Regions from separate parts of the Homo sapiens genome. Here region 1 is linked to region 2. The links are chromatin loops, found by intact Hi-C in ENCODE. Cell type or tissue: dorsolateral prefrontal cortex. All regions are shown on one strand. Links, peaks and the distances in the headings refer to the core of each region. The heading gives the core; the rest is flanking DNA. Region 1 has its middle 170 kb from the start of LINC01923. Region 2 has its middle 100 kb from the start of LINC01923.

What was found. A loop is a pair of places that touch in the nucleus more often than their neighbours do. Peaks named below come from ENCODE experiments on the same cell type or tissue, not always from the same donor. Only the 100,000 strongest peaks of a DNase experiment are listed, where the experiment ranks them.
Region 1: a loop joins it to region 2, with 2.4 times the contacts of the local background. A loop is called at or near these places in 1 of 110 quality-filtered maps.

Annotation. Positions count from the first base shown.
Region 1 is chr2:198,203,705-198,206,633 of GRCh38, reverse strand. No RefSeq gene overlaps it. Among named protein-coding and RNA genes, the nearest start is that of LINC01923, 170 kb to the left of the region's middle. In dorsolateral prefrontal cortex, for the core only: no CTCF peak of the experiment used is centred there; no DNase peak of the experiment used is centred there; H3K4me3 peaks cover 183 bases; H3K27ac peaks cover 389 bases.
Region 2 is chr2:198,273,645-198,276,573 of GRCh38, reverse strand. No RefSeq gene overlaps it. Among named protein-coding and RNA genes, the nearest start is that of LINC01923, 100 kb to the left of the region's middle. In dorsolateral prefrontal cortex, for the core only: no CTCF peak of the experiment used is centred there; no DNase peak of the experiment used is centred there; H3K27ac peaks cover 542 bases.

The DNA of each region.
Region 1 (2,929 bases), core at 258-2,757, 70 kb after region 2:
ACAGGATGAGTCTACTTAAGCCACAGGTGAATACTATGAGCCCTTTTCTCATAGTTATTCACAATCTGTGATGTCAATGAGCAAACCTAAGTCCACACCTTTTAGTTAAAATGTATTTTGCCAACCAAGTCAATATGCAAGGTATCTGTCAAGTTTTACCTTTACCAGTGTTTGCTGTTCCATTTGGGTAGAATTCTGGGCTTCTTTATTGCAAAACTTTATTTCACCACTATCTGTTTATTGAACAATAAAATTATATATTCTTTTCATATTCACTTGCCTGCTTATGGTCATTCTATTGACAGTTATGAGTGCTTAAAAGAGAAAGAGAAAAAATGCAGAGCTGGAGGTAACTGTGCTGTCCTTCTCATTCTCCCTCATGTCTACTAGGACCACTCTAGTAGACATGGGGTAGGGGGTGCAGAAAGAGGCAAACGTAGCTCTACCCAGTAATGAAACACTGCCAATGTCCTCTGTACCTTGATGCTTGTGGTGGTCCCAGCCTGCCCACCTGCTTCTCACTTGTGTATGTACTGTCCAAGAAAACCTGCCTTGATTATTCAGACCTCAAACAACCGTTTGCTCAAGACATAGAGGTATAAACATGTGAAAATTATGATAACTACTAGAAGACCTAAAAACAGAGAGGGCGGGTTAAATTGGAATACAGAAGGATTACAAATATTTTAGTTCATTTTATGTCCTACATGTCATTTTCCCCATGGTTAGCATATAGTACATAAATAATAAAAAGCTCCAAGAGGGTTGATACAAAGTCAGTTTTGTTCACTGCTTTATCCCCAGTGATTGGCCCACAGCATATGCTGAATGGGTGAAAGATTGGGTGGATGAATAGGTAATGAGCCATTCACACAGTGAAACACCACACAGCAATTAAAGCAAATAGTTAAATCTCTGAATTGATATGAAAATATGTTATATTGTTAGTGTTTTGGATGCAAATAACAGAAAAATTCCCAAATCAATAAGACATGTAAAATAAAAAATTCTCATATAAGGAGTTCCTAAGGAGAGGAGCTATAGTTAAAAAAAAAAAAAAAAAAAAATTCCAGGCCAGGCATGGTGGTTCATGCCTGTAACCCCAGCACTTTGGGAGGTCGAGGCAGGAAGATCATCTAGGACCAGCCTGGGCAACAAAGTGAGACCCCGTCTCTACAAAAGAAATAGAAAAAAATTAGCCAGGCATGGTGGTGCATGCTGATAGTTCCAGCACCTCGGGAGACTGAGCTGGGAAGATCACTTTAGCCCAGGCAGTCAAGACTGCTGTAAGCTGTAATCATGCCACTGCACTCCAGCTTAGGCAACAGAATGAGACCCTCTCAAAAAAAAAAAAAAAAAAAAGAAATCCAGCTTCTATTCATGTTTCCAAGGAGTCAACAGCAGCACAACAATCTGTCCTGAGGCTGGCTCTCCTCATGTTACAAGGTAGCTGCTAGAGTTCCAGTTGTCACATGCCAGTATAGCTGTGTCCAGAAGAAAAGGGGTTGTCACTTTTAATTTTTTATTTTTATTTTAGAGATGGGGGTCTTGCTATGTTGCCCAGGCTGGTCTCAAATTCCTGAGTTAAAGAATTCTCCCTCGCTTCCAAGTAGCAGGGACTACAAGCACACACCACTATGCCTAGACTTGCGTCACATTTTAGGAGAAAGAAAACCTTTTCTACACTTTCTAATTGACTTCCCTTCATCTCTCATTGACATTGCAAACACTCATTCCTAAATCAGTCCCTGGAAAAAACAATAAAATTGTCACAAATAGCTTGGTGAAACACATGTTCCTGTGGTAGAGAGATGAGTATCTGAACCAAATCAGAATTCCCTATCAAGGGTGAAAGGGAGAAACGGCCTTTGGCTATGCCACAAGCAGTTCCTGCCATAGATGTCTGCAATGCTATGAGTAGAAGAAATGGCTTGTAAAAAAAATGTATAATGTCATTCCCATGGTGTTAAAAGTAGATATATAGATATTTATAAATGTGTACTGTATAAATATGTATAATTTAATGCATAAATTTACAATATTATAAATATTGTAAATATAGATATTTATAAATATATTATAAATATTGTAAATATAGATATTTATAAATATATATAATTTATAAATATATAGAAAGACACATTCTGTTTTTATATTTCTTTTAATACTTTGGGTTTTGGGTTTTGGTACAGTGAATATATATATATTCCCTATATGGTAAACAAAAATATTCTGTTACAAAATCTAAAATCCTTTGTCCTTTGTTAGATTTATTACTAAGTATTTAATTCTGTGAGTGGTATATTATTTTAAAAAAATTATATCCTGTGTTTGCTGCTTGTATCTTTTAGAAAGAGTTTAATAGTCTTACTACTCGTATCCTATAATCTCCCAAACATTCCTCTACCTACTGAAATATAGTTTTCAACCCTGATAGTTCTTCCTCAAAGCAGGAATATCCTCCTTAACCCACACCTTACACTTCATAGAATCCTTTCACCTTGAGGATCATTTCCACTTTCTGGAAATACTCTCTTCCTTTCAATTCTGTGACTACTCTCCTACATCTCTGGCCTTTCTTTTCAGTTTCCTTTGTGAGTTCTCTTCCTTTGTTCATTCCTTAGGTTAGTAATTCTCAGCATTGTTGCCCTAAACCCCCTTCTCATTCTGCATATTTTATGTTGGCAATCTCTTCTTCATTCATGACTTTACATATTATTTATAACCAAGTGACTACTAACTGTGCATCTTCTGCTCTGTTATTCCAGGAACTATGCCAGAGACTGTTGATGTTCACCAATATCCATATTCTCATCTTAGTTCTCAGACACAAGCTAGAATGTATTTTTCAGCCATTGTGAAAAATACATTCTGAACATTGTGCTGTTCAGAGTGATTATGTGATGTTACTCTGGAAGTAAAATTGCTA
Region 2 (2,929 bases), core at 272-2,771:
TAGATAAGAGCCCTTTGCAGCTCCCAGGCAAAAGGGAACAATGGAGTTAGTGCCAGTGATGGAGTTAGAATTGACAGGTTTTGGAGACACATGGGCTAGGAAACAGAAAATTAAAAAGCAAACAAGCAAGCAAAAATCAAACACATACACACACATAAAAACAGTCTCCAAGGTTCAGCACTTGAGCAAGTAAGTGGTGGAGGTACCCTTTTCTGAGATGGAGACCTGGGAGAAATGGGTGTTAAAAGAAACAGCAAAAGTTCAGTTTTAGAAATATTGAGTTTGAGGTGCCTGTAAAATAGCTAAGGAAAGATAATTGGTAGAAGATTTGATAAATAAGTCATGGATGAGCTGGAAACCACTGGTCTCTAAGTAAGGAGCATATATAATTTACCATCAAAACTAGGACACTTCTGAGAGAAAAAGGATATGCTATTAAGAATTTTGCTGAGACAACAGGCATAACTATGGGAGAGTATTAAGGGAAAAGAGAAAGAGACCTAGAACTGACCTCTGATAAATTCCATTATTTATCATTAGGTGGTAAGTGAAGAAGAAAGAGCTCAAATTGCCCAAACATAGTTTGGAAATTAAATCCCCAGTGCAACAGAGTTGCAAGGTAAGACCTTTAAGAGGTGATTAGATCATGAGGGTTCTGCCCTCATGAATGGATTAATACCATTATTGTGGAAGTGGGTTAGTTATCATGGGAGTGTTTTCCTAATTAAATGAGGAGTTCAGCTCTCTTCTCCACCCTCTCTCATGCCAGTGCTCTCTTGTCCTTCCACCTTCCCACCATGGGATGAGACAGCAAGAAGGCCCTCATCAGATGCCAGCACCTTGATATTAAACTTCCCAGCCTTCAAAACTATGAGAAATAAATCTATTTTCTTTATAAATTACCCAGTTTGTGGTACTCTGTTACAGCAACACACAATGGACTAAGACAAAAGGAATGCTCAACTGCATCAAATATGGTTAGCAGCTCTAATAAGACTGCTGAAAAACGTTCATTGGATTTGGCAATATGGAAATAATTGATAATCTCAGCAAAGGTAGTTTGGAAGAAGATAACGAGTTGAAGAGTGAATACAAACTGAGGAAGTAGAGACAGTAGAGGCAGTTATGTACCACTCTTAGAAGAGTCTGGAAAGGAGAATATAGTTATCTAACAGTAGTGGCAAGGGAATATGAGACAAGGATAGGGACAAGTGAATTTAGTATAAGAGACACTAGAGACTGAAAGATTATAAAAAAGATCCAGAAAAACTTTCTAGTAGAATAAGTCTACCGGAATGTTCATAGAAGTATTGTTTACAGGAGCCAAAACCTGGAAGTAAACCAAGTATCCATCAACAGAAGAGAAGATGAATACACTATGGCATATTTATGCAGTGGAATATTATACAGAAGATGGATGAACTGTAGTAACACAGAAATGTGGATCAATCTTGGAAATATATTTAAAAAGTAAATCCCAAGCAATTACATACCTTATTATGCTCAAAAATAAACTTTTAAGATTCTAAATAAATGCAATAAAACTATGTAAAATCAGAAAAAGGAATTGATGAACAAGGAATTTTAGGTGATGGTCATCTCATGTCAGAGATGCAGGGTGATGACAAGATGGAGTGGATCCTGGAACCTGGGGTTCAGATGAAGATCATTGCAGGTTTCCAGGTTGTGTTTCATGAAGTGGATTTATAGATGATTACTACACTGTAAAAAAATAAAAATAGCCATGAATAGATCAATGTTAGGAGGATTTTATGAATCACATTTATGATTAGTGTAGGTGTTTGCACTCAGGCTTGATGGCCAGGGTGGAAGTATAGGGGAGAAATTAGTTGATTAGTTCTATAATGACCTGAAGACAGTCACAAAATGCTCCCATAAAAATACACAGCTATCTCCAACATAACAGTTGAGGCAGAGGAAAAGGTATTGCTACAAAGACAGAAGCTAAAGAGAAAAATTCTTCTATCTTTACAAGTAAGGTAGTTCCAGCATTTTCTGTAGACAGTAGAGAGATGTTATGCCATTCTCAATTACGAGATTTCCTCTTACCTTTTTCTGGGCATCAGAGAATATTCAGTCTACCAAGACGAGTTGTTTGGGGGCTATTTTTGAAATCTGCTATTCTTCTTGCTTCAATTACAGCAGCAACTTAATTGTTTCATGTATGGTACAATAGTCTTTTAAAATTATTTTATTTGTGATATTTCTATTGATGTAAAGCAATATACCTATTGTTATTTTAACACACTCACACGATTCATAATCATTACATTAATAGCCAAATCTCTAAAAGCTTGCTTGGCAGTTTTATGGAGAATAGATTTTGCCCAGTAGAATGCTATGCTTTTATTTCTCCTCCCTCACATGAGCTACTTTATTAAATTTCCTTTTACTGATTTCAGCCTATGTATCCCATTTATCAAGATCAAATTGCATTTTAAGAACATCTCTTAAACTATTTGTAATTCCTCCCCAATTTTTTATCATCAGCATCTCATTCCAGTAGAGTACTTTCCACTTTCACATCTGAATGCTTCAGAAACATACGGGGAAAAAATTGAAACAATCAACAGTAAGTAAGTCAGAATTTTGTTAGACAAAAGCAAATAGGGTAGGGCAAGCTCAAATGACTCATTTCTCACTGCTTGGTTGGCAGCTGTGAGAAAACTCCCAGTAGCTTGGCTTTTGTTCTATCTTTATGACAATCCCAAAACACTCTTTAAGACTGTGGGTAGGAGGAGATTGCTGATTTCCTAGGGGTTATATTAACCAAATGTTTTCCCTAGAATCAGCTTTGGCTGCTTTCTCTCCTCTAGGAATTCTTTTGAGTAGAATCCAAGGCTATATAATGCAGTGCTCTAATCAGCACCAGAAGAACTGTGACCACTCAGACTGTTTCTTCCCACTG